Regions from separate parts of the Mus musculus genome. Here regions 1, 2, 4, 5, 6 and 7 are each linked to region 3. The links are chromatin loops, found by intact Hi-C in ENCODE. Cell type or tissue: heart. All regions are shown on one strand. Links, peaks and the distances in the headings refer to the core of each region. The heading gives the core; the rest is flanking DNA. Region 1 holds the start of Zscan26 (zinc finger and SCAN domain containing 26). Region 2 holds the start of Nkapl (NFKB activating protein-like). Region 3 holds the start of Zkscan8 (zinc finger with KRAB and SCAN domains 8). Region 4 holds the start of Zkscan3 (zinc finger with KRAB and SCAN domains 3). Region 5 holds the start of Zkscan4 (zinc finger with KRAB and SCAN domains 4). Region 6 holds the start of Zscan12 (zinc finger and SCAN domain containing 12). Region 7 holds the start of n-TGgcc7 (a tRNA gene).

What was found. Hi-C counts contacts between places; a loop is a spot of excess contacts. Peaks named below come from ENCODE experiments on the same cell type or tissue, not always from the same donor. Only the 100,000 strongest peaks of a DNase experiment are listed, where the experiment ranks them.
Region 1: a loop joins it to region 3, with 6 times the contacts of the local background. A loop is called at or near these places in 6 of 42 quality-filtered maps.
Region 2: it touches region 3 in a loop (8-fold over the local background); 12 of 42 quality-filtered maps call a loop at or near these places.
Region 4: it touches region 3 in a loop (7-fold over the local background); 15 of 42 quality-filtered maps call a loop at or near these places.
Region 5: it touches region 3 in a loop (4-fold over the local background); 9 of 42 quality-filtered maps call a loop at or near these places.
Region 6: it touches region 3 in a loop (8-fold over the local background); 12 of 42 quality-filtered maps call a loop at or near these places.
Region 7: it touches region 3 in a loop (3-fold over the local background); 3 of 42 quality-filtered maps call a loop at or near these places.

The regions. Positions count from the first base shown.
Region 1 is chr13:21,451,170-21,455,570 of GRCm38, reverse strand. It overlaps Zscan26 (zinc finger and SCAN domain containing 26), which reads left to right and starts at 1,844. Exons shown (of 6, transcript NM_001347491.1): 1 at 1,844-1,993. In heart, for the core only: no CTCF peak of the experiment used is centred there; a DNase peak (open chromatin) is centred at 1,840; H3K4me3 peaks cover 1,784 bases; H3K27ac peaks cover 1,468 bases.
Region 2 is chr13:21,466,620-21,471,020 of GRCm38, reverse strand. It overlaps Nkapl (NFKB activating protein-like), which reads left to right and starts at 2,520. Exons shown (of 1, transcript NM_025719.3): 1 at 2,520-3,974. The coding sequence starts at 2,580. The coding sequence ends at 3,767. In heart, for the core only: a CTCF peak has its summit at 2,296; a DNase peak (open chromatin) is centred at 2,480; H3K4me3 peaks cover 1,877 bases; H3K27ac peaks cover 978 bases.
Region 3 is chr13:21,529,470-21,533,870 of GRCm38, reverse strand. It overlaps Zkscan8 (zinc finger with KRAB and SCAN domains 8), which reads left to right and starts at 2,757. Exons shown (of 6, transcript NM_139141.4): 1 at 2,757-2,926. It overlaps Gm32724 (a long non-coding RNA gene), which reads right to left and starts at 2,802. Exons shown (of 5, transcript XR_001780870.1): 1 at 2,717-2,802; 2 at 471-569. In heart, for the core only: a CTCF peak has its summit at 2,704; a DNase peak (open chromatin) is centred at 2,760; H3K4me3 peaks cover 1,552 bases; H3K27ac peaks cover 762 bases.
Region 4 is chr13:21,400,013-21,404,413 of GRCm38, reverse strand. Zkscan3 (zinc finger with KRAB and SCAN domains 3) reads left to right here and starts at 1,659. Exons shown (of 6, transcript NM_001145778.2): 1 at 1,659-1,742. In heart, for the core only: no CTCF peak of the experiment used is centred there; a DNase peak (open chromatin) is centred at 1,703; H3K4me3 peaks cover 2,291 bases; H3K27ac peaks cover 1,997 bases.
Region 5 is chr13:21,477,382-21,481,782 of GRCm38, reverse strand. It overlaps Zkscan4 (zinc finger with KRAB and SCAN domains 4), which reads right to left and starts at 2,934. Exons shown (of 3, transcript NM_001039115.2): 1 at 2,274-2,934; 2 at 353-509. The coding sequence starts at 2,690. Gm40828 (a long non-coding RNA gene) reads left to right here and starts at 2,958. Exons shown (of 2, transcript XR_873159.3): 1 at 2,958-3,180; 2 at 3,560-4,166. In heart, for the core only: no CTCF peak of the experiment used is centred there; DNase peaks (open chromatin) are centred at 2,632 and 2,872; H3K4me3 peaks cover 1,383 bases; H3K27ac peaks cover 845 bases.
Region 6 is chr13:21,360,805-21,365,205 of GRCm38, reverse strand. Zscan12 (zinc finger and SCAN domain containing 12) reads right to left here and starts at 2,386. Exons shown (of 4, transcript NM_016684.2): 1 at 2,334-2,386; 2 at 1,155-1,626. The coding sequence starts at 1,556. In heart, for the core only: CTCF peaks have their summits at 2,170 and 2,371; a DNase peak (open chromatin) is centred at 2,395; H3K4me3 peaks cover 2,044 bases; H3K27ac peaks cover 1,070 bases.
Region 7 is chr13:21,708,034-21,712,434 of GRCm38, reverse strand. It overlaps n-TGgcc7 (a tRNA gene), which reads right to left and starts at 1,855; the gene lies at 1,785-1,855. n-TMcat7 (a tRNA gene) reads right to left here and starts at 1,441; the gene lies at 1,370-1,441. In heart, for the core only: a CTCF peak has its summit at 2,347 (motif pointing left); DNase peaks (open chromatin) are centred at 1,414 and 2,304; H3K4me3 peaks cover 2,181 bases; H3K27ac peaks cover 1,169 bases.

The DNA of each region.
Region 1 (4,401 bases), core at 106-4,105, 78 kb after region 3:
CCAGTCTCATACGTGCATTTATATAAGACCTGCAGGCAAATCTTGATATTTTGCTAGTTGTATACTCTGCTCTTCTCAGCCAGTACAGTCTGACGAATCACATTCCCTGGAATTCCTCCGGTTTTTATTACTAGTATTGGAGGATCCTTTCCATCTTTGAATGGCTGGAATCAGACTTAACAGTTTACAACTCTAAATTATACAGATGCTAGGACTTTGCAGGATTGGATGGCCTGAGGATGGGGCTTAGAATGTAGAATTCAATTATCTTTGGAGAGAAGAAGGACCAAGATGTGCCAATTTTCTTTCTAAAGTGTGTGTGTGTACGTGTGTGTGTGTGTTGTTGTTGTTGTTGCTGCTGCTGCTGCACAAGGTCAGAAGAACCCCTGGATGCCCTATAGCTGGAGTTGTAGGATATTATAAGCCGAGAGCCTAACCGCTGTGAACTGGGTTCTCTAGAAGAGCAGCAAGGGCTCTTAACATCTGGACCATCTCTCTGGGTTAAGATTTAAAAGCCCAACTATTGAAAGGTGACATGTTGCAGTAGGATGTCAAAGACTTGCAGGTAACTGGGAACTAGGAGACTTTAAACCATTTACCAGGACTGTTAGCCTGCAGGGCCCAAATCTGTCAGCGGGCTGAGGAATTACTGGGTTTCCTCCTCTAGCCTGGAAAGAAGAGTCTGCTTGGAAAGCAGTGACTAACAGTTAGACAAACGGGGAACAAAAATTTGCAATTCTCAGGCAATTTAACATATTCCTGGGTATGACAGGCTACTGTAGAATTTGGTCCCAATTTTTGACTCTATGGCTAAGCCCCTTTATGAAATTTTGAATGGACCCAGAAATAGTTATGGGTTTGGAACCTTTAAAAGGGGATTTGACATCTGCTCCTACCATGGGAATTTGGGGCTTGCAAAAGTCTTTTCAGTCAACATGGAAAGGATGGAGTCCTAATGTGAGTTCTCACTCAAATGATTGGAGGTGAACCTCAAACTGTGGCCTATTTATCAAAGTAAATGGCTAACAAGGGGGATTATAGGGGAGGGAAGGGTGGTAGGGGACTTTGTGTTAGACACTATAGGAAGGACTTAAACAGATGATTTGTTTGCTCTGAGTTAATCTGCACACAAAACATCTTAAAGCTGTGTTTGTTCTGACATGTTTGTTCTGAGTTAGCTTTACACACCATTGGCTTAGCAGACTGCAAAGCATATAACTGACACCACTATACATTAACCAGACTAAGCTCTGTTGAGTGCCTTCGTTCGAAGTCAAACAAGATAAGCTTAAAATAACAAAGTGAACTTCACTTTTTTTTTTCCACTTTTTTTTTCAGCAGCAGCAGCAGCAACAACAACAATAACATAGAAACTTTAGAAAGAAAATCGGCATATCTTTACCCCACTTCTCTTCAAATATCATTGAATTCTAAATTCTAAACCCTACACTCAGGCAACCAAATAAAGAAGGCACAGATAGGAGTCTTTGGAACTTGGTGGCAAAAGGGTGGGGAATGAAGAATAAACTTGAGCACTAATAATTAACTTTGGTTCTCTAGAATCCAACCTACATGATCATGCCAGCTTTTGCCTAAAGCCCAACCTAAAGATTCAATTGCTGTGTCTGTTTGCTGGTGGCTGTGATTACAGCCCGAGCTTTGTTATTCTAGTGATAGAGATGACATCTCTGTGTGAAAACAGTCAAACGAAATGGTCTGATTTATGTAAATGAAATCTTTCAACTTAGACCCAGTCAGGACACCACCGAGTTGAGTCCTGGTCCTCCCATCGTCCTAGAGCGGAGCCGGAAACTACTGGGCTGGAACGCAGATTTTGAGAGACGTGTGACTGACCCTGCGACCAGGGCGAGGGGGACGTACGGTGATCGGGTTCCAGCGGAGAGAGAACCCGCAAACTTGGGACTCTCGAGCGGAGGGTCTGGTTGATACACAGAAACTCTCCACACCTCGGAGCTGGGAGGACCAGAAGCTGGTGCGTGACGGAAGCTGCGGGGCATGGGAGAGGGAGGGAGCTCAGGACGTAGTTGGTGAGGCGGTTTCCTGCTGTTGCGCAGCTCAAGCTGACTGCAAGCTCCAGCGTATCTCCTACTTCAGCTTTCTGATGGCTGAGATTGCCAGCACTCCTGGGTTCTGTTGCTTTATTTTGTTGTGAGGGATTTTTCCCCCTTTTTTTGTTTGTTGTTGTTTGGTTTTAAGAGCGTTTCGTGAAGCCCGTGTTGGCCTCATCATTTGGCGGCGTATACTCTTAATTTGAACTCCTGTTTATCCTTCTATCTCCGAGCTCTGAGCTCATAAGCTGGAGCTGCCACACATGGCTTCTGCATGTTTAAGTAGTTACCACTGTAAGTAAATAGAATATTTGAGTAGATAATCCGAAATAGATGGGTAGACAGAGGCGGCTTTAAAAGGCATACGTGAGAGAACAGCGAATACAGAGGCCCTAAAGCTGGAGCTTGTCTGTCTTATTTAGGGATTAACGAGGGCACCAGGGTATTTCGAGCGCAGTGAATAAGATTGCCACAGAGGATAAGTAAGTGAACAAAGTGGCCATTTGGTTGTGTGAGGAACTTGGTCTTGGGTGATAGAAGGACATACTCAGACAGGTCTTGTAATTGGACACCCATAATGTGCATAGATTAGAGGATGAGCAGAAATGAAATCAAGAATGGGTTGCAAACCAAAGTTGGGTGCAATTAAAAACCTGCATCTGAGCATAGTGACTAATTTCTATAATCCTAGCACTTGGGAGAATTGCCCATTGTGGGCTAGGGAGTGAGAGCCTTGGGGAAAAGGAAAACTGGCAGGAAATCTGGCAGGAAGTGAAGACTGACTGTTGTAGTTGTGGCCAGGTGGATCCCACAGCTTTTGCTTCTGGATCAGATGTACACACACAAGAGAGAGAAGGAAAAAATAAATTCATAATTCGGGGGTCTGTAGATTTAAAAAAGGACCAAAGGTAAGTTCAGTCCACCGTTGGTGGTTCACGTCTTTAATCCCAGGTTTGGAAGGCAGAAGCAGTCAGATCTCTGAGTTCAAGGCCAACCTGATCTACAGGGCAAATTGTCGGACAAACAGAGCTACACAGAGAAACCCTGTGTGTGTATGGGGGAAGGGGTCTGGAGGGGGGGGGGGCAAAACCAAAAAAAAAAAAAACAAACCCCTGAAGATCAGCTTGGAAACCTGTGTAAAATCATAAATTCTTCAACTCTTCAAGTTTCGTCTGTAGTGTGAGGTCGTTCTTAGTGTGGTGTCTGTGGAGATTGACTAAGCAAGGGACGCACAGGTGGAGCAGCTCTGTTGGCTTGTTGACTGTGACATGAGCTGTGACTAATCAATAAGAAAAAGGTTAAAGGGTTTTCCCTGTAAGAGTGGGATATATAAGGAACCAAGAACAAACAACAGTGGTAAGTTTGGTCATTAAAGCATAAGGAAAATTTAGACCATATTAAATGTTAAACTTGATCTTGATGGTGATGGCAACTCATTGTGTGCAACATGCTTCATTTCCCCCGTAGGAAGATCTCAGGTGCAGTGTGGCAAGTAGTCCGTGTCGGGAAGACCAGCATTTAAAGCAGTGGTTCTCAGCCTTCCTAATGCTGCGGCGCCCCTTTAATACAGGTCCTCGTGTTGTGAGGTCCAACCACAAAATTATTTTCACTGCTATTCTATACCTGTAATTTTGCTGCTGTTATGAATTGTAATATAAATATTTTTGGAGACAGAGCTTTGCCAAGGGGGTCACGACCCACAGATTGAGAACCACTGAGTTGAAGTAAGAGACGTCTGAGTAAGAGAGCATGCCATCAAGAAAATACAAGGGTGGACATGAGGGATATGAAGCCGTAGAATCAGAAGAACTCAAGGTTGCTGGAGAGATGGCTCCGCAGTTAAGAGCACTTTCGGGTCTTCTAGAAGACTCAGATTCAAATCCCAACACCCACTGGAAACTCCAAATTCAAGAGATCTACACCCTCTTCTGGCTCTCTTCAGGCACACATGTGATGCACAGATATATGTGCAGGCAAAACATCCATGCACATTTTTGAAGAGAACTTGATTAATTATATACATACAGTATAAAAGAAAGGGAAGAGAATGCTCAGTCTTCTGCCTTAAATGGCAGGGTCACTGGAGTTCCTTCCAAAGACAGGTTAAACCACCACGGTGTATATGTATATATATCTAATCACATTGTAGAACTGAGTCGCCACTAATTTATGTGATAGGCCTGTATCAGAGTTCTTACGGCCTTTAAAAAGAGATTTGTTTTTTAAATTATTTATGTATGCCCAAGTACGTGCACTTGAGTACAGTTGTCCTTGGAAGCCAGGACGGTCCTCAGATCTCCTGGTGCTGCAGTTACTGGTGTTGTGAGCTGCC
Region 2 (4,401 bases), core at 119-4,118, 63 kb after region 3:
AGAATAACCAGTGCTTTTAAACACTGAACCACTCTCCAGCCCCCGAGTCTAGATTTTTAAAATATTTTTTTCAAATGAAAGATATTATTAGGACATTATGTTCTGTCCCATCTTATTGTTTAGGAGTCCTAGTGTCAGAGCCGAGTGTGGTAACACGTTTATAATCCAAACAGTTGAGAGGTAGAGGTTGGAGGATCAGGAATTCAAGGTCAGCATTGGCTACCTAGAGAATGTGAAGTCAGTCTGGATTACCTGAGACTTTAGACATCTCAACAACAACAACAACAACAACAACAACAACAACAACAACAAAGCAAAACCAGAGGGCTGAAGAAATGGCTCAGCAGTTAAGAGTACTTGATGCTCTTCTGAAAAACCTGAGTTTGGCTCCCAGCACCCACATCAGGCAAGTTGCAACTACCTGTAACTGCAGTTATTGGGACTCCAACATCCTCTTCTGTATATACAAATGGTATGTACTCACACAGATACATATAAATCACTAAAATCCTTTTTAAAAGACAAACAAACAAGAAAACAGGCACAGCTTCAGCAAAACATCATTTCTAAATTCTGACTTACCTTATTTTGGGAGTTTTTCAGATGAGCCCTGCCTGCTACATTGTAGTGCCTGCTTCCATTTTTCAGATTAGGGAACTATTATTTTACGTGAAAGTTTGCTGTTTTAAATTATGGGGTGTAGCCGGGCAATGGTGCACACCTTTAATCCCAGCACTTGGGAGGCAGAGGCAGGCAGATATCTGAGTATGCGGCCAGCCTGATCTACAGAGTGAGTTCCAGAAAAGCCAGGGCTACGCAGAGAAACCCTGTTTCGAAAAAACAAATAAACAAAAACAAAAAAGTTATGGGATGTAAAGTACCTTCAGAAGGTAACTGCAAGTGGCGGATTTCTGAAGAAATGTCCTTAAAGAGAAACCTTGTAAACTAGTGAATCTATGTTTCTGGAGCAGAAGTCTGCGAACATAATGCTCTGGAATTCACTTAGCTCAGAAACTTAAACTCAAACTTTAGTTCCAGAAGTAATTTAGGTTTTGCTTCCAATAGAGAGGAACAGGATTGTTTGCTAAGTCGCCAGCAACTGAACCTTTGGCAAGGCATACTCTAAGCAGTTACCCAACACTCTTTGATGCAGAATCTCATGATTACTTGGGTTTTCTTAGTTGCTGGGACTGCAGATCTGCAGCAGCACCAGGCAGCTGTCAAGTCCCATCGAGGCAGGTAGTTGGAGTAAAGGCAATAGGAATCCTTCACTAACTCAGCAGAAAAGATGGAGACAGGAATGGAAAAGGAATGGTGAGCCATGCGGTGGTAAACATATGACTCTAAGAAAAGATCTAACAAAAATCTAAAGGAAGAGATGTCTGTGTTCCATAGTTCTACTCCACTGGGCAAAACTGAAAGACGCAACCCAAATTTAGATTAAAATCAATAAATTTATTCTTACTGATAGTAAGATGGACTCAATCTTATGACCAAATTGGGAAACATAGAGGGCAATGGGAAGCATAAAGGTGGACATTACAATTATCTCCCTTATATGAAATCCGCAGCTGTGTGGGAAATTTGCTTTGCTCCCTTACACAGAGATAGAGAAAACGGCTCGTCCCTTTTCCCACAGGGAAAGAGGGTTACAAAAGCCAATTATCTCGTATCAGGCGCCCCATTCTTTCGTTCTTATCTCGCAGCAGTAGCTTCATTCTGTGGAGGATGCAGGCTGCTAGGAACTCATGCGAATCAACAGCTATTTTAAGCGATGCCTGGTCCAGAGTTAAGTTTTCTTATCCATCACAGTTCTGCTTATGAAAACCTTTAATCTTGGTGCTTGAGTGGTGCCTAGCAAGTTCCAAGCCAGCATATGCACCACTTAAAAATAAGCAAATAGAAACTTTATATGCCCCAGTACAGGGGAATGCCAAGAAGCGGGAGTGGGTGGGTAGGGGAGCAGGGCGGGGGGAGGGTATAGGGAACTTTCGGGATAGCATTTGAAATTTGAAATGTATATAACGAAAATATTAAAAAAAAAAAAAAAAAAAAAAAAAAAAAAAAAGCAAAGCAAATAGCCTTAAGGTGGTGGCCAGCACTTTTAATCCCAGTACCCGGGATGCAGAGGCCTGTGAATCTCTTGAGTTCCAAGCCAGCGTGGTCTACAGAGGGAGTTTCAGGACAGACAGCCAGGACTACACAGAGAAAACCTGTATCGAAAAAATAAAAAGCACAGCAATACAGACAGACAGCAGGACTCATTAATGATAATTCCTTTTGTTTCCCCTGGGGCTCAAGGTGGGGAATGTAAATAGTGAGAAGTGAAGTGACTGTCCACGCCCCAGAGGTTGAAGAGGGCTCTTGCGCAGGCTCTGGGCTGCTTCCCGCTTCCATCGGAGGCTCAGCGCCACGGTTCGGACTAGGGCTGCACCGGGCTACGCCCCGGAATTGACCCGCCTACAGCCCGCCCGTCTCTAGTGCGCCTGCGCTGTGTGCGGGTTGTGCGGGAGCTGCGTGCTCTCTGTGTTGTGACTTCTGGAATAACCGCCACCGCGGTGGTTGATTGAAGGCGGACCATGTCGCCTGTATCCCGATCTCGCCCTAATGAGGACACTCTGGGCTCTCAGAAACGACGACGTTTCTCGGAGAGCCCACCGTCGGCGTTACAGACTAGCCGATCACCTCGGGGAGGCGGTTTCGGCTCTCTCCTCAGCGGTCCTGAGGGGCTCCAGCCTCCGCGGGGTGCTCAGGGCGTCCGGCCACTGCATCCCATCAGCCGCCCCAGGTCTGGAGAACGACCGCTACCGCTGGGGATCCGTACGCTTGCCTGCTCTTCCTCTCCCATCTGTGGTGGATACCGTTACCACCACAACTATGCGGGAGATCCTTCGTGGGCTGAGGACCAGGAGAAGGAAAAGGAGGAGAGTTATAGGCAAAGGAGGCTGAAGGAAAGAGAGAGGATTGGAGAGCTGGGAGCGCCTGAGGTATGGGGACTGTCACCCAAGATTCCTGAGCCAGATTCTGATGAACATACACCAGCTGAAGATGAGGTGAAGAATCAGAAGAGTAGCAGTTCAGATTTCACCAATGAAGAAAAAAGGACAAAGACCAGTCATTCAACAAAGAAAAAAAGAAAGAAAAAGCCTTCCAAAAGGAAGCATAAAAAATATTATGACAGCAGTTCAGACTGTCATTCTAGCTCTGATAGTGATAAAAAGAAAGTTAAAACCAAGAAGAAAGAGAAGAAAAAGAAACATCGGGCAAAACAGCTCAAGAAGAAGAGGACTAAAAAAGAATACAATGACATAAGCTGCAAAGCTTCAGAAAGGGACTTGCCAGAAGATGCGTGGATGGAACAGTCGATGAGTGCAGAGAGCATGGATTTAATAGGCCCAGAAGCACCTGTGATACACACCTCTCAAGATGAGAAACCTTTGAATTATGGCCATGCTCTGCTTCCTGGTGAAGGTGCAGCAATGGCTGAATATGTAAAAGCCGGGAAGCGTATCCCACGAAGAGGTGAAATTGGGTTGACAAGTGAAGAGATTGCCTCATTTGAATGTTCAGGTTACGTCATGAGTGGTAGCAGGCATCGCCGAATGGAGGCTGTAAGACTGCGTAAAGAGAACCAGATTTACAGTGCTGATGAGAAACGAGCCCTTGCATCCTTTAACCAAGAAGAGAGGCGGAAGAGAGAAAATAAGATCCTAGCCAGCTTTCGAGAAATGGTGTACAGAAAGACAAAAGGGAAAGATGACAAGTGACAACCTGTTTGTTTCACTGTGGGACGTTTAACAACAAAGGCTTTGTATGGCCAAAGTAATAGTAAATGGTTTTACCATTTACCAGTGCTATTGTACCTACTGTGTTAGTAAAAAGCACTTTTTGAGATGTCATTAAAATTTTTTACAAACATTGCAGAAAAATGACTAAAAAGTTGAATGTCACTTCAGTCCATGATTTACCTCCCTAAAAAAAAAAAAAGTCTCTGTATCCTTCCATGGTTTTTGTGCATATACAAGTTTGTATTTTGCAAAATAGAAGTTAGTACTACTAAACTGAAAAGTGCCTAGTCCCCCATCTGCTACGGTGATTTCCCCCTAACCCCGTCAGGAGGATTTTAATTTTTGGAGTCATTTGTCCCCGGACAAAAAGAACGTAAGAGCAATGCCCAAGAAGCTGAACGTTTTGGAACTATTTGGATCCAGTGGGCAGTGTTCTTCTGACTGTAGTTAGCAGACTTGTTTAAGGAGATGGAATTTTGTAACTGGAAAGTCTGGGAAACTGTTTCTAGCAGGATGTTAATACACCTTGAACTTTTTCCCACCATCCTTTTCTATGGCTCTGTTTTCTTTAAAGTGGTTTCCCTTTTAAAACAAAAGAGCTGCCAAATCTCTT
Region 3 (4,401 bases), core at 242-4,241:
AAAGGCTTATAAACATGTAACAAGTGAAATTTCTAGACCTAATATCTAATGAATCCCAGACATTTCTGGCAGCAATGACTGTGTTGTAACATGTGACTTCACTATAGGTGTGCTTCTCAACACATAACATGAGCACTTCATGTTGTATTTGCCATTAAGCCAAGTAATAACAACAAATGCCACCTAAAATAACTCAGTTCCAAAATAAGACTATCGAATCTTATGGATCTCAGAGTTTCTACTGTACAAACTTTTCTGCTTTCATACAAAGACAATTTAATTATGGAAAACAAAATATTTTTTAGATGTTCCTACCATTGTTTCTCAGCATGTATCAAATCACAGATACTGGCATATCTCTGATTGTATCATGTTAGAATGTTTGATATTTTTAATTTCTGCTTGAGTTTCTGACTTGAGTTTCATTTTTTTAAGAAATTGTTAAGTTAGCCAGACACAGTGAGTCGCACCTGTAATCCCAACACTTGGGAGGTCAAGGTAGAAGTATGTGAAGAGTTCAAGGTCATCCTCAGAAACATAGGTTGAAGGCAGTTTGGACTTTATGAAACCTGTCAAGAAGAAAAACTAAATCATCAAATTAGTTTTGGTTTGTGATTAAGACAGAATTCCCAGCAATATCTGAAATGACCACAACCATACTTGTGCTACTTTGTACTACATGCTTTTACAAAGTGGAATTCCCAGTATTGTCAATTATAAAATCAAAATATTGCTCTAACTACAGAATCTTACATTCTAACCACAGAATCTTACATCAAAACAGCAACTGGCCCTGATAGAATCTTTAATCTTCCCTCTGGAATTTCAGAGGGAAATTCCAAGCCTCTGTCTTCAGCACTGCTTCCAACATTCTTGTCTTCCAAGCTCCTACAGAACACTGAGGTTTCAACAATCAATGGTCCTTCTAGCCCAAATGTCCAGTCCTTCCACATTTCTCCCCCTAAACATAATCAGGTCTGTCACAGCAATACCCTATACCCAGTACCAATTTGTATAGGGTTGTATTGCTATGATGAAACACCATGACCAAAAAGCAAATTGGAGAGGAAAGGGTTTATTTGGCTTACACTTCTAGATCATAGTCCATCATTGGAGGAAGTCAGGACAGGGACTCAAGCAGACCTGGAGTCAGGAGTAGATGCAGAGGCTATGGAGAAGGCTGTTTACTGTCTTGCTTCCCCTGCTTTGTCCAGCCTTCGCTCTTATAGAACCAGGACTATCATCCATGGATGGCATCACCCAGAATAGACTGTGCCCTCCTCCATTGATCACCAATTGAAAAAATGACCTACAGCTGGATCTCATGGAGGCATCTTCTCAACTGAGGCTCTTTCCTCTCTGATGAATCTAATTTATGTCAAGTTGACACACAGAACCAGCCAGTACATGTAATAAATGCAGAAAAACCTTCATTCAACAAGAACATCTTGTTGGAAATTATAGAACACACACTGAAGTCCTATAAACATAGAGTATGGGAAAGATCTCAGTGGGCACAGAGGTGTTATTAAACATCAGAGAATCCATATAGGCTAAAACCCTATGGGTACATAAAGTGTGGAAAGCCTGTATAAGTTAGGCTCTAACTAGGTATCAGAGAATTTATAGAGTAAATTAGTTCTACTAAAAAGAGAACAGTACCAAAAATTACTTAGTGCTCAGGATTAATAGACAGAATCTACCTTAGAGACCACGAGTGCCCATAATGTGGGCAAAACTTCAATCATCATTTAAAAACTTGAATCAAAGAATATGAGTCAAATATTCTTTTATTTCTAATTTAGTTGTTTTGAAAGAGGAATCAACTTCAGAAGGCTTTAACCTATTTGTATTGACTTACATTTATAATACCAATTTTATAATCCCAAATTTATAATCACTTGATTTATGCTTTTAATCCCAACACTTGGGAAGGTGAGGCAGGAAGTTTGCCCTGCGGCCAGCTAGGGCTACAGAGAGACTTGATCTAAACTAGCAAAACAACAAAATGTAACCCTGTCTATTGTGTTCACTTGTGACCCAAGCTTGGCAATTCCTGGCTGAATATGACTTCTCCCTTCTGTTCTAGTTCTTTGCTTGTCCATTCGTTTATATGACACTAGGTAAGACATTCACATGTCCTCTGCCTCATTTCCTCGAGATGAGAATGAGATTCACCAACTCTATCTCAACAAGTTGAAACAGATAAAAGTTGTCTTTGACATTAAAAAGTAAACCAATGTTCATTGTTTTCCACCAATTTTCTATTTAAATTTTAAGTTAGGGGTCTGGTTATTTTGTAGACGTTTTGTTGTTTCCAACCATAAGTATCTGGAGGATGAGAACACTCATAGTCAAAGAGAAAGCAATGGTCAGTAGGAACTTTATAAATATACTACTGTTCCTAGGAACTACAAAGGTTTAAATTCTTCAATACGCAGTGAAAGTTGGGAATTTGGAGTAATCATGAAGCATTAATGGGAAAGCACAAGGTAACTAAGAAGAATAAAGAGAAATCCGTTAAGTATACTCCTGAGCCCAGCGCAGGCCTCTGGATCTGTGATCAGCCACCCAACTCTTAAACTTGTCACCTGAAGCCCGAGGCTGGCCAGACAAAAGCTTAGGTGACTTAAAGCTATGTCACTCCTCAGGATGTCCCGCATAGCCGCCCTCCACCTGGTGTAGCTGAGGGCGCTCGGTCCTTTTGCTGGCCTACCATAGAGCTGTCAGACCTCCGAGCTTCCTAGAGAGCTTCCGGAAGTGGCTGTGGGGCAAGATGCGTGCTGCCCGGCTCTGCGGCTCCAAGGGTTTGGAACTTAGCGGCTGCAGGGGTCCCGCTCGGGTTCGGTGTCCGTCGCGTCTCCTCGCGCGCTTCCCTGTCCGCGCTGTGCCGCCTCCCGCCCTCGGGCAGCGTGGGGAGCTCTCGGTGAGTGCGCTGGGCCGAGCAGGGGCGCTCGGGCAGCGGAGGCCCGAGAGCGGGGAGCGGGTCGGTTCAGGGCCTGCCGCCGCTGAGCAGGCCGACACCCGGCCCCAACTTCCTACGGGATGGCTCTCCTCATCGCCAGTCATCATGTATATAATTTTGCACTCGCTCTTACTTGTAAAGCCGGCCCGTGTACCAACTGTTTCTACTCAGCAGTTTTGCCGATCGGTCTCAAAATTCATTTTTAAAGATAATAATTTTTTTCTTTTGAAGCCTCTACCCCACGTGGAAATCTTTGATTTTTTTTTTTTTTGTTACTCTTTTTTTTTTTTTTCTACCCATAAAAGAAGTATATTATGAAAGTAGTTCATGTAATGGCTGAACAGTTGTATGCAAAAGAAATACTTTAAGTAATTCTGGGGTAACAAAATTAAACCTTATTCAGAATACTTTGCTTACCTAGTTTATTAAAGCTAACTGAAATAGAATCTTGAAAATTCGGTAGGTTCCCATTCCCAAAACTCGGGTCATTCATGAGTAATCTCTGTTGGATTTCTAAGACGTTGACCACCACTTGACCACATACTTCTATTTGTCCGATTCACTTAAGTATTGCTATGCAGCAATCATCATTTTAGTGAATGTGCACGTTTTGAGTTCCTTGTGGTTAAATATAAAAATGTCAGTCTTAAAAGCATTCATCAAAGCAACTTCCTTGAGAAGCCCATAGCCACGCTTGTGCGTCTGGCCCTCTCCTGAGTGCCTTTCTCCTAACCCTCATGCTCAAGCCTTATTAAAATAACTTTTAAAATCTCCAAAACAAACAAACAAAATGAATGAATGCCATTTCAGATAACTACAAAGCATGTTTGTTTCATCTACTTCTTCTTAATCTCTAAAACCTGGAGATTATCATTCCTGGTTTGTATTCGGTTCTCAGACATCTCTCAAGTTTAATTAATCAGAAAGGAAAGTACATCTCCTGCATCTCTTGAGAAGCCAGTATTTGAGTTGTGCCTTCCTTAGTTTTCAAGGCTTTAACATTTTCGATCCCGAATAAGCCTAAGATTGTTGCCTTTCCGTTCATAAGGCAATCATCCTGACCAGATGTTCTTCAAGGATGGTGTGTAGGGATCAGTGTTTCTCTGTAGGTACTTTCCAACACTGCAATGTGTATGCACAAAATTATTAGAGAGGAGAATGAAATGGCCATGTATGTTGGTGCATGCCCGTAATTAATTGCATGCTGTACTAGGGTTGGGAAATCACCAGTTTGAAAACAACCTTAGAGAATTTTGTTTTGTTTGGGGAGGATAGGTAAGGTCCACTCATGCCACAGTACCGTAGTGGAGGTCAGAGGACAATTGCAGGAGTCTGTCTTCTCCTTCCACCTTGTGGGTTCTGGGAAAGTAAACTCGGGTTGTCAGGCTCAGCAGTGGGCACCTTTATCTCCTGAACGGTCCCTCAGAGCCCCGTGT
Region 4 (4,401 bases), core at 86-4,085, 130 kb after region 3:
AACTTGGAGCTGTAACTTGAAGTGGCTCTTCCTCCTCAGCTTCCCACATGCTGGGATCATAGGAATGAGCCAATTTCTCTGGCTTTCAACTATCTATCCTTAATAAATAAAGCCTTTCTGTTTCTGTTGAGGTCTCTTTTATATTTTCTTGCTACTGTAATGATTATCTTTTAAGGTGATGTTTTCTTATTTGTGTTTGTTATAAAAATGTAACTATCAATATCAATTTTGAAATTTTAGTAGCTTTGCTAAATTTGCTAATTATAAGTTGAAGATTAAATTATCTTGGCTTTTTCTATAAAGGGCATTCAGAATGGTCCTGAAAACTGTTATATGTTGCCGGGCGTGGTGGCGCATGACTTTAATCCCAGCACTCTGGAAGCAGAGGCAGGCAGATTTCTGAGTTTGAGGCCAGCCTGGTGTACAGAGTGAGTTCCAGGACATCCAGAGCTACACAGAGAAACCCTGTCTCGGAAAACAAAAACAAAAACAAAAACAAAAATACTGTTATATATTTATAATTAATAGTTTAATTTCCTCTCACTTTTATTTTCCCTTTTCATGCAGTTTCTAAACAAACATTTTCTTATGCATTTCCCTAGGGCTTCTTTATGACGATAGAGAACATATAATTTTCCTTTTTCTTGACATCACAGAGATTTCAGGAAGGCTATATAGGAGCTCATTCTTTTGCTATCTTCCCTTAGTTGTCCTTGGAAAAAACAAATTTTGAAAGTCTCTTGGTGCTAGAGTCATCTTTCCTGGATAATGTAGCTACCACCTGTGATCCAAGATGCTTTTCTTTATAAAGAATAGAGACCATCACTAAAAACCCAATTGGATACAGAACAAAGACTGACAGATCATGGTGGTCCCAACCCCAACAGATACATCCACATCATGTCTCCTGCATCTATGGCTCAGAGGACATGGAGGAAGAGGAGGCAAAAAAAAAATTGTAAGAAATCTAGGATGTCAGCTGTGAAACAGCCTCCAAGAAATGGCTGCATACACAAGACTGAAACAATTGCAGTATCAATAGACAATATCAATATCAATGGAAGGGGGTAAAATTTCACAGGGTGCCACCCCAAACCAAAGAACTACTGGCAACTATTGACTGCTGGGAAATGGAGAATTAGTCTCTCCCTAAGATGAGCCCTCTTATTAGCTGTCCAATGCAGTCTTGAAACCTTGAAATCATATGCACACAAATAACATATAAAAACAAAAACTTAGCCAGTGGAATATGTACATATATAGATACAGATATCTCTATATCTGTATAGATATAGATATATACTTGTTCATGCACATACATATATACAACATATATACATATACACAAACACACATGAATGTAGCAATAACAAAGAAAAGAGGCTATCAGCTTGAGAGTGAGAGGGTAGGAGAAAAGACTAGGGGGAGGAAGGAAAGTGATGTAATTCTACTTCAGTTAAAATTTTTTTCTTTTTAAAAGTCTTTTTACGAGGCAACCAAGAGGACGGAAAAAACTGGAGGAAGTAAAGGGAGGAGAGAAAATGTTGCATTGCTACTTCAGCTAAAAGAATTTCTTTTTAAAAGTCTTTTTACGAAGCAACCACTAAGAGGAGGGAGAAGGGGGGGATCATAGAGTGTCGCTGGTGCCTAGAGAAGCCGGAAGTGCTCTGTGCCCCGCCCCCCGGGGTCGGACTTTCGACACTTTTGTGACTGCGGGGTGCTACGAGGTGCTGCGTTCGCGGGTGGGTTTGGGTCCCGTCCTGTTACCGTCCTCCCGCAGGGGTCGGCTGCTTGTGGGGGTTGGGGGTGGGACAAAACATCTTCCTCCGCGGCCTAGTGGCGCCGAGAAGATAAACTCGGTGGCCACTTGGGCCGAGCGCCCGACAGGGCCTCGGGCGCCTCGCCTCAGGCCGGTTCCGGGTGTCTGGTCAGTCTCAGGGCGTTTGGCGATGGGATTCTCGGGTCTTGTACTTAAGCTTTGAAAATGGGAGACGTCACAGTTTTGCTTTTCCTGGAGACAAGGTCAGTTCCAAGGTCTTTATTCTGGGGTACTGGAAGAGAGCCAGAACTTTGGAATCGGGTTGCTTGGTCGAATCTGGCCTCAGCTCCTTTGTGACTTCTCCCCCCAGTCCCTTAACCTTTCTGTGTTTTGCTATTTTAGGGGATAATGATGTCGCCTAACTTACTGGATTGTTGTGAGGAATAAATGGCTTCATTTGTGCAAAGGTGCTTAAAATAGTACCAGGCACGGGGTAATCTGCACAGTGTAAAGATAGCTGTTATTATTCCTGTTGCTTTTCCTAACTAGGACAGCACTTTCTCTTCATCGATCAGCCTTGGTACTGGCTGTTGTCTTTTGAATGTTAGTACTATTTATCAGTTCTCTTTATAATGAATGATTTCTGTATTTTAGGAGGGAAAATAGAACATTCTGGAAAAGAGCCTATCCCACAGCAAAGAGTAAAAGTGGTTTGTGTAGTGTCTTGTAATGGTCAGGCTCACAGAGGTTTAAAATCCTGGGGATGCCTTTTTTTTTTTTTTTTTTTTTTTTTGGTGGGAGGAGGAGCTTGAGAAACAGGAGGAGCGTCTAACCGCGAAGGATTAGGACCCTGTTGTAAGCAGACATTGCTGCCGACCTGCCAGCTTTCTGACCCTCAGCGAGATTCCTCTCCAGTGTGAGAACCACACGGACGGCTGATAGTTAGAAGTGATGATAGGTAGATTGGCGATAGATTAGAGATAAGTCGATCTGATCCTGAGTTCCCACTAACACCCTTTGTTCTTTTTGCAGGTTTTTAAAGCTAATATTGACCATACACAGTTTGCCATGGTCATTGAGTTGATGCCTCTTGTGGTCTTTGAAAGTCCTTTCATCTTCCTTCTTTTTCTTAAGGAATTGGATCTTTAACCTCCTGAGGGTATACAGGGATCCCTGAAGCATTCTTTTCTCTATTTGTAACTTAACAAAAAACAAAAACAAAAACAAAACCCTTGTCTTTGGTTTACTTATTTGGCAAACGCCTGTGTTGGTAAACAGTCTTCTGATCCTGTACCTTTGTACTCTGCCCAGCTGGTGAGACTCCAGATAGGCAAGCTGACAAAACGTGAGTGTGTGAAGCCGTTATTAAGAATGTATCAGTGTTCATTTTTCTAGCCTCAGCTCTACTCTTCTTCCTTGATCCCAACAAAATGCTTTGGCCTGTACTCAGGAAAGAAAGAAGATAAGGTTTTGTTTACTATTTAAAATGACATTAGTAAAGATTTGAATGTGAATCAGAGAGAAACTCCATCTCACCTGCAGTAGTAGGCCCACCATTCAGCCATAAATCTTATAGTCCTCTTCAGTCATGCTTTTCCTGCCTTTCCCCCATCCGTCCTTACCAGCCTCCCTTTTCCTTCCTTTTCCTGCTCTCCTTCCCCTGTCTTTCTTTCATTCTTTTTACAGCTAACTAGAGGCCAAGACAACAGATCCCTTCATCTGCAGGTACAGCAATGTGCTATAAAGTAGGAGCTTTAATTTAGACATACTATCATGAACAGAATTGATAGTAATTCCTTAATATTGCATTCATGCTTTCCTGATTGACCCAAAAGTATCTTTTTACAGTTAGAGCATACTATATTTAAACTACATAGTACGTATAGAATTGCTGTCCCTTGTAATCTATGATAGTCCACCTTCCTTTTGCTTCCTCTTTAAAAATAACATTTATTTGTGGAAGAACTTGGGTTTTCAATATTCTCACATCAGTTGCTTTATTCTACTGATACTTTGAGGGGGGGGGAGAGGATCTTCTCTTTAGCTTCTTAGTTCTCAAACTTGGCTGCACTTTGGATCACACACTAAGTTCTCAGGTACTGAGGCCTGTGACCCACCCCCAGAGGCTAGTTCAATTCTCCTTGACTGTCCAACTATTAGGAGGCTTTCGAAGCTTCCCAGTGGTTCTCTTGCATACTATAACTTTAATCTTTTAATTTGTTCTTGTGTTTTTTCCTGTACATGAGTTCATGGATATAGAGGCTTGATTAAATTTAGGTTTACTTATTTGACTAAAATTATATTATTTCAGCTCTCTTGTGGCAGCTAATTAGGAAGTATTTCTGGATTCTTCGTAAGAGTTCACCCAGGTGTGATGGTTCACAGCAGGACTCTCCACTCTTGGGAGCTGAGGCAGGAAGATTGCCGAGAGGAAAAAGAAAAAACAATGAATGAGTTGAGGTTCCTGAACTTCTGTCAGCCGTGTTATCTCATAAATCATAGGAAATTGGAGTGAGAAATAGAAATTCAAGTGGGCACAGACTTGGAACTGTCTTTTCCCTTAGTAATTCTAGCTTACCTGTTCCCATCTCATTTCACTGAGTAAAGAGGGATGACCTGCCGTCTCAGTGTACCCACAGAAC
Region 5 (4,401 bases), core at 148-4,147, 52 kb after region 3:
GAGAATCCTTCAAGGCAGCCAGAGAACAGAAAGGGCCTCTTACGTGAACCCCAAATGAAGACTGGTGCTGCTGGAAATGATGAGAAACTCTGAGTCTGGTGTAAAATTAGGAAGACGGTGGAGAACTGTAGAGAAAAATGCTGTCTTCACCACCGTTCTATTGCGGTTCTATTGCTCTCTTAGCATGTGCAAGGCCCTGAATTGGCTAGCTCTCTCTCTCTCTCTCTCTCTCTCTCTCTCTCTCTCTCTCTCTCTCTCTCTCTCTCTTCTTCCTTCTACCCATCCCTCCTTTGCCACCACCACCCCCCCCCCACACACACAGAAACATACTCACTCACAGATATATGCTCACCTCTGGCCTGTAAGGGCGAACACTCCAAAGATTCCTGAGATTCGTGCTTGAAGAGTGACTTCATTGCCTGGCAGTGGCTACTTTGTGAGTCCTGGGATGGTGTCACCACTGCCACCTTGCAGCAGAGAAGTTCGCGACTCCATTCTCCCGTTGAAACCTAAAAATCATTCATTTGCTTTTTATTATTCAATTGAACTTTCCCATCACACTTTGTCGGAGGACTCAATATTATCAGGCACTATTCTAAGAGCTTCATGAAAATGATAACTCATGGAAATGCAGAGAGCCTGTGGACTTTGGAATTGTTTGGAATTTTGTAACTGGAAACTGAGGCCCAGTTTAAGCGGTTCGTCCTTGTCTTGTAGCTTCTAAGTAGCAGTGCTGCAATGGGAGCTCAGGCAGATCAGTTGCACAGCCTGTGGATTAACCATGGCTTTGCTTCCTTGTTCTGTCCCTCTGTCGTTACGAAGGTGATGGGAAAATATACGAAAATGTCAACATTTCTCTAAAAACAATAAGCATACTAATTTCCACCCAATGGGGTTTTTAAGAAACTAACAAATTCAATTGCAGTATGTGAAGCCAAGTAACAGAGAACAGACAGGCAGTGCAGCCTCCTGAAAGTCGTTTCCTGGCAGACATTGATAGCAAACGGATGCTCAGAGTTTCCTACATCCTTTTCAGAGAATAAAGTTCTAAGACTTGAATTGACTTCCCACTGTTACAGAGCTCAGGACAACAACTCCAAGTCTGGAACCTTGGTCTCCTGGCCACAAGGGGTTGCAGAAAAGAAATCCCCTAAAACAGGCCAGAGTGTGTTTATACATGTTCGTGTCGCCCTCAACCATAGCCAGAGATGATTTTCTATGCAGTCAGTGGCAGTTAATTCAGAGATTCATAACTGGCCCAAGAGCTGAGAATAAGTGACTATCCAGTGTTCATCCTCAAACAGGACATCGACATCAACCCCTGACTCCCAGGGCTCAGTGAGCCTCGTGGAAGACAGGACAGAAAAATCGTAAGAATTGGGGAATGGCGACGTGTAATTCAAAAAGCTACCTTTTGGGAAAGACATGGGTACTGACCCATAAACTCACTGACAGTATGGTTACTGCACAGGATCAAAACAACACGATCAGCCAATGGGACAGCAAGTGGCACTCATGGAACTTGGTAGTTTACAAAGGGGGAGTTGTATGAAGGGGAGAAGGGGATATGTGGTGGCTGGAGGAAATTGAAGCCGAGTTGTTGGTGAATATGATGGAGACGGAGTGTTGATGTGTATGAAATTTCGAAAAAGGTTTTGTTTTGTTTTGTTTTGCTTTAGGTCAGAAGATAGAGGTAAAAAACACCCTGTTTTCTACCAAACTCTTAAACAAGGTATACAAGAATTTGGCTAGAAAAAAACTCTTAGATTCTAGGCTCTAAGAAAACTGTGGAATTCCTCTCCACTGTCAAAGGAAGAACTACATTTGTGTGTGTGTGTGTGTGTGTGTGTGTGTGTGTGTGTGTGTGTGTGTGTGTGTGTGAGAGGCATAAGCATCATATGACTGCCAGCAAGCCACGGCAGATGTTGTTTCACGTGACAAGCCAATAAAACACCTACAAAGTCATTTGTGCCTATTCCACTGCTCAAACCTGTCCTCGTGTCTTACTCACCACACAACAAGAAGTACATATGTAACCTTTCAGCACTCTGCTCGGCACATTCTACCCCAGCCTCACTAGGAACGAGTTCTTCCACAATCCTTTTATTTTCCTTTATGCGATTAACTATCCTGAGGGGCCCAGGTCAGTTCGCTGGTTGCCTCAGGTTTCCAGCATAGACAGACTTTGCGGGCTCTAAGCAATGCCTTCCTTGGATCTTGCTTGGTTTCTGAAAGGCACAGGACATGGGTCTAACTAAACCTGTTCCTTCTACCTGTGGAGGTGTGTCATCCAGCTGCCTGTCCAAGTACTCCAGCAGCGCCACCACCTCCTCCCCGCTGTCGGGGTGCTGCTCGCGCACCCAGGTCTGCAGCTCCCCTGGCAGGATGGTCAGGAACTGCTCCAGCACCAGCAGCTCCAGGATCTGCTCCTTGCTGTGCATGTCTGGCCGCAGCCACTGTCTGCAGAGCTCGCGGAGCCGGCTCAGCGCCTGCCGGGGTCCGGCTGCCTCTGGGTAGCGGAAAGCACGGAAGCGCTGGCGGGAGCGGTCAGGCCCAGGACTGCCCAGCCAACTGGTCTCCTCTGCCAAGGGGGAGGCCTCTTCCTGTTCCACTTTCACCACTAGAAGCCCAGTGCCCTCTTCTGCAGACCGAGCGTTTAGGGCTGCGGACGTTCCGGGTTCTCTAGCCATTCTGTGCCAACTCCAGGCTCCTCTAGCTACAAGCTGTATCTGCAGAAGATTCTCGCAAGATGGGAATTCAGACTAGATCTATCTCCTCCCTCCCCTCGTGCTCTGGGTCACCAAAGGCACAGCTGCAGAGGTGTCACCTACAATCCTAGTCTTCTGCACTCCACCCTAAACCCACAATATTCTCAAGGGATGCTCGGGGCAAATAAACTACATCCAGACTCTGGTGGAAGCATTGTGGGAACCCAAGCCACTTCCGGCGCCCTCTAGGATGCGCTTCTCTGTGGTTCTTTCCAAATTAACCCATTATTGTTGGGGAAAGGATTGTAGACTATGGGTAACACAGGAGTATATGTTTAAGCAGAGGAAGTAAGTTATCCGGGACCCTTGGTTCTTTCTGATCTAAAGCTTGCCTTCATAATTGTTACAGTGCTGACTCGAAAATTCAGCTGGCAAGTAGACTTTGCAGAATGGGGAATGCAGGTGGGAAAAGGTAAGAAATTTGGTATGTCTTAGAAACCGTGAAAGAAGCAGGACACTCACTTGTCTGAAGGGGCCTGTCTGTCCCTGGTCCTGTCCTCTTCCTGCTGCTCCCTTTCCTCCCACTCCAGGCCAAACTACTTGAGAGAAGAATCCTCCAGACACGGACTCAAGATCCTACTTCCCACCACTTCTTAAGACACTATAGGCAGTAAAGAGCCAGTATAGTCTACTATGGCACCTATCCAAATAACTAGAGATTTCCAGCTCTTCAGCAAAAAAGTTTGTGCATTACAAGCATCCAAACTCCCTCTATGCACTTCCAGAAACTTTCTAGTCCCCAACCCCATGGACATCCCATTCCAACTTCATTTCTTCCTGTTTCTCTACAGCCTGGCTGACACACTAACACAAAGGTTAGATGCAAGCACTCCCAAACCTGAGAAAGGTGAACTGTCATCAACTAAAAGAAACTCAATAGACCGATCTGCCAGGTGCCGTGACAAACTTTACTTCGGCCATGACTAGAACCAAACAACTGTTGTGATGGGTGAGGTGGTGCAAGCTTCCTCCATCTGATATTCTTGCTGAGGCTGTTTCGAGGTTTAACTGGAATCTGATCTTCCTGTAGAATCCCATGGAAAACTACCCAGTGCTATTCTAGGAACGGATGATCAGAATGCCCTAGCTAAATTACCTAAGCTTTGTTGAAATTGCTTATTTGTTCAGGAAACCCCTCCAGCTAAGCCTTTATCTTAGCTGCCTATTTGTGTGGAATCTCTTTGCGGCTGTCTAACTGCTTGTCTTAAATTCTTTTAAAACTGCTTGCTTTGAACTGCTTGTCCTGTGGTCTCCACTACAGCTACCGAGGGAGATGCCTTGATGAAGTCTCTGCACTCAAAAATCCCATGCTCTGGACACTGGGGGCCACATCCAGATGCACCCCCAAAACTTGGATGTGGTCCCAGCTGGCTGGAATAAAGACTTTGATTGTATATACACTGTGTCTCAGTTATCATCTCTGGTAAGCTTCCCATAACACTGTAAAAAGATACAGCTAAGACATTGGGGAAAACTAGAACTCAGGAATACTAAGCAATTATTGGAAACTTAACTGTTAGAATGGTACTATGGTTTTTATAAGATTTATTTTTATTTATGTGTTTGTGTGAATACCATATGTGTGCTAGTGCTTGCAGAAACCAGACAAGGACGTCAGGTCCCCTGGACCTGG
Region 6 (4,401 bases), core at 241-4,240, 170 kb after region 3:
AAAAGTTCTCGTTTCCAACACAAATGGGCTTTCTATCCCTCAAGCATGTATCCCCCACACGGACCCTCCCATCTAACTCTCCATTCTGCTCCCATATCTCACTCATTCAGGATAGTGACCTCCACCTCCATCTTTTAACTGTTTACTACAGAAATCAGGGCAGTGGATATATGTTTTTCCTGGAGAGATGTGAGAAAGCTTCTTTTCACTCCAGATAGGGCACTGACCAACCAAATAAAGATCCCAGCTAAGTCTAGCTTGGCCAACCAAGAGTTCCTTGAGCTTGCTTATAGCACAAGTGAGAGGTTTCTTAAGACACCAGGTGGCAAGTCCCACCCTAGCACTGGTGAAGAATCCATCAAATTCACACCACTGAAGTCTTGCTGTCCACCAACAGATCTGGACAAAGAGGGATTAACAGCTGGTATCCTCCACCAGTGTTTCTACTTGGGAGTATTAACAGCTCCATAACTGTGTACATAGCTATCACTGGATTAAACACATAGCACCGTGGATTAAACACAGGACCTTGCACATACTAAGCAAGTCCTCTAGCACTGAAACATATCCCCAATCTTGTTATTTTTTGGACAGGGACTTGCAGTATAGCCCATATTGTTCTCAAACCCCAATCTATGTGCTTCCATCATCTGAGTGCTAGTTGACAGGCATGTGCTCCTACCCAGCTCAACACCCATTTCTCAATTACTTGTTTATATTACATAATAGTCTTTACAAGAGGCTGTTTCGCACCCTATTACCACCATCTAATACCTTCTTCTTCTTCCTCTTCTTCTAGTATCTTCGCTCGTAGTATATGCCTTGTGTGTCTGAACTAAGCATCAGATAGAACTTTGTAGCTTAGCACAGAAATAAAACAACCCCACTGATGAAAAGGAATAATTAAACTAAGACCAGACAGGAGTGGACGTACATACCTGTAATCTCAGCACCAAGGATATGAGACAGGAAGATTACAAGCCCAAGGCTAGGATGTACAACGTACAAGTTCAACTCCAAATTCCCATGACACTTAAAGTCCCCTTTGGATCCAACTAAATGTCAATATGCTTTGTAAAATAGTGGTATACTTCACTTTGGCCTACAAATTCAGTCGCGCTTAGGAAAGAGGACCCCTCCCCCCTTTTTCTTACCCGGTATCCTAGTTCATCAAGCTCTCTCTCTAAATCCTCCAGCACAGTCACCACCTCCTCCACACTCTCCGGATTCTGCTCCTGCACCCAGGCCTGCAGCTCCCCTGGCAGGATGGTCAGGAACTGCTCCAGCACCAGCAGCTCCAGGATCTGCTCCTTGCTGTTCAAGTCCGGCCGCAGCCACTGTCTGCAGAGCTCGCGCAGCCGGCTCAGAGCCTCCCGGGGTCCAGAAGTTTCCTGGTAGCAAAACTGTCTGAAGTATTTTCGGAAGACGTCTCTGTTATAAGTGTTCTTTTGTAGGTTCCTATCTTGTCTGGTGGTATACTTACATTCTTCCTCCATTTTTATTTCCAAAAGTCCACCCTGGTTCTTACAGACCTTGGTATCACTAGTAGATGTCATCGTAGCTAGATAAAAGATGTATCAATCTTTCAAGTAATAACTCCTTGGTAAATCTTCTTACCCAGTGGACCTAAGGGATAAGTCATCGTTACTAACACGAACTACAATAAGCAAATACCGCCTATTCTAAGAGTTAAGTGGGAGAGTTGAAAAGCTGCCCTCCGGTTAATCTACTGTATTGACTGGATTGTACGTGGACTTTCACAAAAATAGACAAAAGTGAAAAAGATGTCAAATTGTTTCAGGACTTCAGGGAGTAAAGCTTGGGAAGAAACTTACCTCCACTTACTCCTAAAGTGAACAACAACTAACTGAAATAAACAAAAAATTTTGGAATTAGCAGATAGCGTTGGGGAAGGGCAACCGCTGCCTGGCGGGTGGGAAGTTCAACTAACAGTACCACCAAAAATAACGGAAAGAGTACAAGAGTAGGGTACGCCTGCCTTGCTGCTTTTGATTTTTTTTTCTGCGTACCTGGCACAAATCACATATACATAGTACAGTCTCCCAACTGGCTTTAGTTGGAACTTAACCACTCATAAAGGTTAGAAGTTGGGGAGGGTGCTCTGCTTTTCTCCTGCCCCTCCAGTTCTGTGACTCTAACTTAAAGTTCTGCAGCGTGCCTAGGTCCGGGCCAGCTCCGCGCCCCAGGGGGACCCATAGGCAGCCGCAGCGCAGCCCGGGTGGCCTTTCCCCCGGTTCCAAGCATCTTTCTAAGGCCGAGAGTCTAGGTAGCAGGGAGCACCCTCCCCCCGCCTGGAGCACGAGCTCGCTCACCGCGTCGCTCCTGCGCAGGGAAGGGAATCCAGCCCTCCCAGGAACCGGAAGTCATCGCGGACTCCCACAAAGGCCGGAAGCGGTGGAGCCCTGTTGCTCCCAGAGCCACTCTAGGGAGCCACGGAGTTCCACTCAGTGGTTTGTCCTTACTCTGGCAAAAGAAGTTGGGATTTTCTGTCTAATCATAGTGAGCATGCCGGTCCTTATCCGGTTTCGCGTTTGTGTTTCAGTATCACTGAGATTAGTGATGTCTCAAAGAGACATTCTTCTGGTCAATGGGAAAAAATGTATTAAAAGGATAATTTAGTAAGTTAACAGGATATTATGAACACTAAAATCAGCCTTCATAAGTACGAGTGTGAATGAAAAGACCACAGCTACAAAAGCAACAGCAAAAATACTCAGAGCTCAAGAGATGTGCCACATTTACTTGGGGCTAACTTTAAAACACTTTAAAAGCCAAATATGAACATAAATAGGAGGCAATAAGCTTTCTTGGGTAGAAAAACTCAACAAAGCAGTCAGTACTAATTAAATATGTTTGCAACTATGGTATCCCAATAAACACAACCATTTTTCTAGAATTAAAAAAAAATGTTTGTTTGTTTGTTTGTTTTAATTTAAAAGGAGAGTCCAAAGAAAAATCCCTGAAAAAGAATAGTGGTTAATGCTCTTATCATGCACCAGAACATTCTGTGTTCTGGAAGTGAAAACAAAACAACAACAACAAAAATCTCACCCTGTTCTTAGCTAATGTACATGTCGAGGGTAACCAGAAAACCAAGCACAAGCTCTCAAAGATAGTAGTAATTTATTATCGAGCAAAATACATGTAGAGTGTGGCTTAGGACATTGATTTACATAACCAGAACAAAAGAAAGTAGTAAATCAAGACAACTTTAAAAAAACAATTAGTGGAAATGTAAGTTAGGTGGTGTCTTAGTCTGGGTTTCTATTCCTGCACAAACACCATGACCAAGAAGCCAGCTGGGGAGGAAAGGGTTTATTCAGCTTACTTTTCCACACTGCTGTTCATCACTAAAGGAAGTCAGGACTAGAACTCAAGCAGGTCAGGAAGCAGGAGCTGATGCAGAGGCCACGGAAGGATGTTTCTTACTGGCTTGCTTCCCCTGGCTTGCTCAGCCTGCTCTCTTATAGAACCCAAAACTACCAGCCCAGGGATGGCATCACCCACAAGGGGTCCTTCCCCCTTGATCACTAATTGAGAAAATGCCTTACAGCTGGATCTCATGGAGGCATTTTCTCAACAGAAACTCCTTTCTCTGTGATAACTCCAGCTTGTGTCAAGTTGGCACACAAAGCCAGCCAGTACAGGTGGGTTATAGCTATCTGGAAAATTCTTAGCCTTTTGATTGGTGAAACCAAGTGATCTGTTAGTACATTTCAAAGGGATTTACCTAAAAAGCAGAAGGACATTAAGGCAGACACATGGGTGGGCAATGAATGGTTGTAAAGAGCTATATGTAACAAAAGACAATTTGTCTCTGGACCTACAACTTTAAAACTCTCCACAACTGCCGGGCGGTGGTGGCACATGCCTTTAATCCCAGCACTTGGGAGGCAGAGGCAGGCAGATTTCTGAGTTCGAGGCCAGCCTGGTCTATAGAGTGAGTTCCAGGATAGCCAGGACTATACAGAGAAACCCTGTCTCGAAAAAAAACCAAAAAAAAAAAAAAAAAAAAACCCAAACAAACAAACAAACAAAAAAACTCTCCACAACTGCCTAAGTTCTAATCATTCAATCAAGTCTTGTAGATCTAACACAAATGTGGCTGCTTTTTTTCCCTTAGGAACATCAATTCACACAAGGTAGATATTAGCAGGCCTAGATGGTATTAGGAATAGATGCCCCCCCCCTTTGCCCTCATAATCAAGAACTGAAACAGCAAGACTCTGGTTACTGGTCAAAAGAATAATATTTAAGTCACATTTCCTCAGCTATGAATATAGCATTGTTAATAAATGACTATGTAAGCTTTATCAGATAACTAGCCAGAGGTTTTCTGGTAAAGAAGAAAGATACAACTTTGTCCCTTCATAAGACTTG
Region 7 (4,401 bases), core at 315-4,314, 180 kb before region 3:
TCCATTTAAAATGGTTGTCTAACGAATCAATGGCCCCTCTTCTTTATCTCTCCACTCATGATTGAGCATTAGAGAGCACTGTTTCCTTCTGACTTTAACATCTCAACAATTAAGATTTTTAAGTAGAAAATGAAGAAGAAGAAGAAGAAGAAGAAGAAGAAGAAGAAGAAGAAGAAGAAGAAGAAGAAGAAGAAGAAGAAGAAGAAAAGAGAAAAGAAAGAAAAGAGAAATGTGTGCCAGTTTGAATTCCAGAAGGAAGCACATATTTTAAGAGGAAAAATATCAGTACCAGGCTTAAATTTTATTTTATTTATATTTTTCCCCTGAAAGAAGGTCTCTATACGTTGCCCAGCAATTTATTGGTTCAAGTCACCCTCCATCTGGTGAGCAACTGGAATTATATAAAAGCAAAACTTTAAAATTTTAACTGTTACTGTTGTGTTATAATCTCTGAACTTTGCTCTGTAAAATACTTTATCAGAAGTGTCAGTAGGTTCATTTGATTATGCACCACATCTCTGCCTGCAGGACTTAGCAGGGGGCTGGTACTTTCAAGGCCTGATATTGGGAGATAAATGCACCCAGGCTTGAGCCAGGAAACTTGGCTTGGAGCATTACCAAAGATGATTAACAGAAGAGGTAAGAGTTGTCAGAACAAACTTCGAAAGACTTGAATGTGGACAAAGAAAATCTCAGCGTGCCCTCTGGGAATAATGTAACAATAGTAATGGGGATCGTTTGCTGTCTTTGATGTATCGGGATATCTCAGCTCGATAGAGATTGACTATAACGGATAAGATGTCAGTTTTTTTTCCAGATATTGACTGTGGAAAGGAAGTAGGGCTGGCGTGTGGCCTTTCCTTCTCAAGACCTCACCAGGGACGACACTCAATTCTCCACCAAGCGACTATTGTTCCACACAGACTTTATACTCCTGTATAGAAAAAATTCTCAAGTTGGGAAATCTCCAGAGCTCTAAAGAAATCAAGGAATAAAACACACCATACTGAGCTGGTGGTGATACGCGCCAAGGAGGAAAACGGAGCAGGTGGAAAAGGCTACTCCATGTAACTTTCACAGACACTCTTAAACCGAGCTGGCTATAAGTAGTCTCTTTGAACGGGACATTCGTAGTATGCAGTTTAGAGGCGCACAGACATGCTACTTCTGCACCTGGGTTTACCACCTCCGAGTCTGTTTACCATCCCTCAGCTAATTGAAAGCGCGCTTCGAGATGTTTTCATCTTCATCTCGAAGAAATATTGTGCGCAGCATGCTTTAATTAGTTATTACTTTCGGTTTCTGCAAGCAAATAGAAAGTGAATAAAACTTTGGTTTTGTGTGACGAGGAAAAAAAAAAGCTGCACCTTAGCAGAGGATGGTTTCGATCCATCGACCTCTGGGTTATGGGCCCAGCACGCTTCCGCTGCGCCACTCTGCTAGAGCTGCCTAGGTGTTCTTTGAAATCACACTTGTATAGTTCGATGTGAACACTGTCTTCTGACAGCTTTTTCCAATGTGTAGTGATTAGCTGATTTAATTGGTGATTTACATATAGCAAAATGAGCTCCGAAGGATTTTATTTTAAATAGATAAATGAAATTCAATGTTTCTTTAAGAAAATAGTTTGTCACTAACCTACTAGTCCCTTTCATTTGAAAGAACGATTTTATTTAAAATATGATTACTATGTACGAGTAATTGAAATTTAAGTAGGAAAAACGAATGATTCTAAGACAGATTGTATTTCGAATACATGATTTAGAAAAAAGGAAAACGAGACCTGCATTGGCCGGGAATCGAACCCGGGCCTCCCGCGTGGCAGGCGAGAATTCTACCACTGAACCACCAATGCTCCGGTAGTTTGTACTTTAATCGTACAAGTAATTATACTACCCATACGAGAAAATTCCATTTCAAAATATCACCTTTTTTAAAATAGTTATTAATATCATCTTACACTTTTAATGTTAACTATTAATAATGTTTCTTCCTTATTTACGGCAACACTGGGCGTCCCAAGCACTTGCAAGCCACCAGCTAGTAGACCGTAAGTCTCCATTCGGAGGTGGAAAGATTGACAGACTTGGGTGGTACCGGGGATCAAGGGTATTGAGACCCGGGGAGGGCACTACGGATTATGTGAATATCACCTCAGTGGAGGCGTTTCTCAGAAATCGCTTAGGAATCTGGGTGGACCCTGAAGGAACGTGAGCAGGACAATGAAGAAAAGTTAAGGGAATGAGAAGAGAGTCCAACGGAAAGGTGCAAAAGAGCAGACGAAAGGGAAGAGAGGAACCCCAATGCGCGCGCTGGTATGTCGGATCAGTGCTGCTCCCTACTGGTCGGAAGTCGGAAGACCGGAGGGGCGGATGCTAGAAATGAGGATTCGGCCTTAGGAGGTCAAGGTTGCATTTTCAGAAGTAACTCTGTAATGTTCTTTAGGAAAATCGAGTCTAGCAATGCCAATAAAGGATAACTTTTCCCCAAAGGCACAGTCATGACTTCCATAAAAACATAAAAATGAACTCGGGTTAAATGATTTTGTATAATAAATTCAAGATGTGACTGCTGTAACCTAATCAACAGAAAATCTAAAAAATAAAATGTCGAAATAAAATTGTGAGAAAAGCCATACCTGGTATTTCTTTTGAGCATACTAAATCTGGTTTTGCCCGGGGCCTCCTTTCAGGCCTTCCCAGGTGAGAATATAAATATGCAGCCCTACAGAAACTTCTGGAAAAGTAGAAAGGGTGTCGAAATGCTTTCCAAAAACCTTTAGGATTCCACATATATGTTGGGACAGAAGCTGACGGAGAAGCTCAGTGGTGAGTAAGGAGGAATAGAGAGAAGAGGGAAGAGAAAGAAAATTAAAAACAAAAACAAATAAAAACACACAATCAAAATAACCCCAACAAACTAACCTCTTAGCTATGTAAGCTCAAAATCCTAAATTAAGTAATGCACCCGGAGATAAACATACCCAGGCTTGACCCAGGAAACTTGGCTTGGAGCGTTACCAAAGATGATTAACAGAAGAGGTAAGAGTTGTCAGAACAAACTTCGAAAGACTTGGATGTGGACAAAGAAAATCTCAGCGTGCCCTCTGGGAATAATGTAACAATAGTAATGGAGATCGTTTGCTGTCTTTGATGTATCGGGATATCTCAGCATAGAGGAGAAAGAGCATTCAGCATTGAATCAAAATGCAAAACCTGTTCAGCAAAAGGCTCTGTTAAGACATTTAAAAACAAGCCACAGAGAGGCAGAAAATATGCACAGCATACCTGATGAAGGGTTTCTTATTTATATGTTGTTAATCAATCAAAACCCACAGACACTGAGGAAGGAGAGACTCTGGAAACATTGCTGGGAAGAGAGACCATGGCGTTACGATATCTTTGCCCAGAAGGTTTCTTAGGGTTTCCAGATGTTTAAGATGTCCAAAAAGGTCTCTCCACATTTAGGAAAAACTTTAATGCAAAATCGCTATTGCAAAGAACAAAAAGGACTCCTGCAAAAGAGGAAAGAGTTTTCTGCCATACAGTACTGCGATCATAAGATCTGTGCAGAAGGAATTTCCCTCATGTAAAAAGGAGTTAGAGGCTCAGGTAAAGAAACCCCCAAGTGGAGGCCTCAGAAGCAACATTTCTGTCTCCTCATTGCCCCACCAGAGGATTTAGGACGCACATGTTACTTTTCTTTTTGGCAGATTTACACTATTTGGTGGTGGTGGTGGTGGTGGTGGTGGTGGTGTGTGCATGCGTACCATGGCCTGCATGTGGCATGGCCTGCACCATAGGACATCATAGGACAACCGTTGGAAGCTGATTCTTGCCTTCTCCCCTGGGATCTTAGGACTGAACTCAGATGATCAAGGATGTACTCATCTCTTGAGTGCCATCTCTCCAGCCATGTGCCCCTCTTGTTCAACAAAGCTAGATTCTCATTATTTGTCTTACATGTGATGAGCTAAATTGCTTATCCTCGTCATCGGTCAGGACAAAGTGCTCACTAACTAACCTTCAGTCCCTTTAAGCATGAGCCAGGCAACAAGATGAGCTACCCTGAGTGAAGCACTGTATGATATGATTGTGCTACCCTTTAATCTAAAGTCCTCACAGCTGGCTCTTTCTGATGTAATCCCATCGAAGGAGGTGATTCCTCTTCCGTCGATCCTAAGGCACGGAGATAACACCGCTATCAAGGAAAGAGGTTACTAAGCAAAAACCATAACAAATAGATTTGATCTAATTTCGACATGTTGTGGGAACTTAGAGGTAGACCATTTAAAGACCCAGGGAGAACCCTCTCTTTAGGATTATATTTACTGAAGTATAGGCAGCAATGGACAGTAAAAATGTGCTTGCACAAACAGAAATAGGCTGAATGGGAGCCATA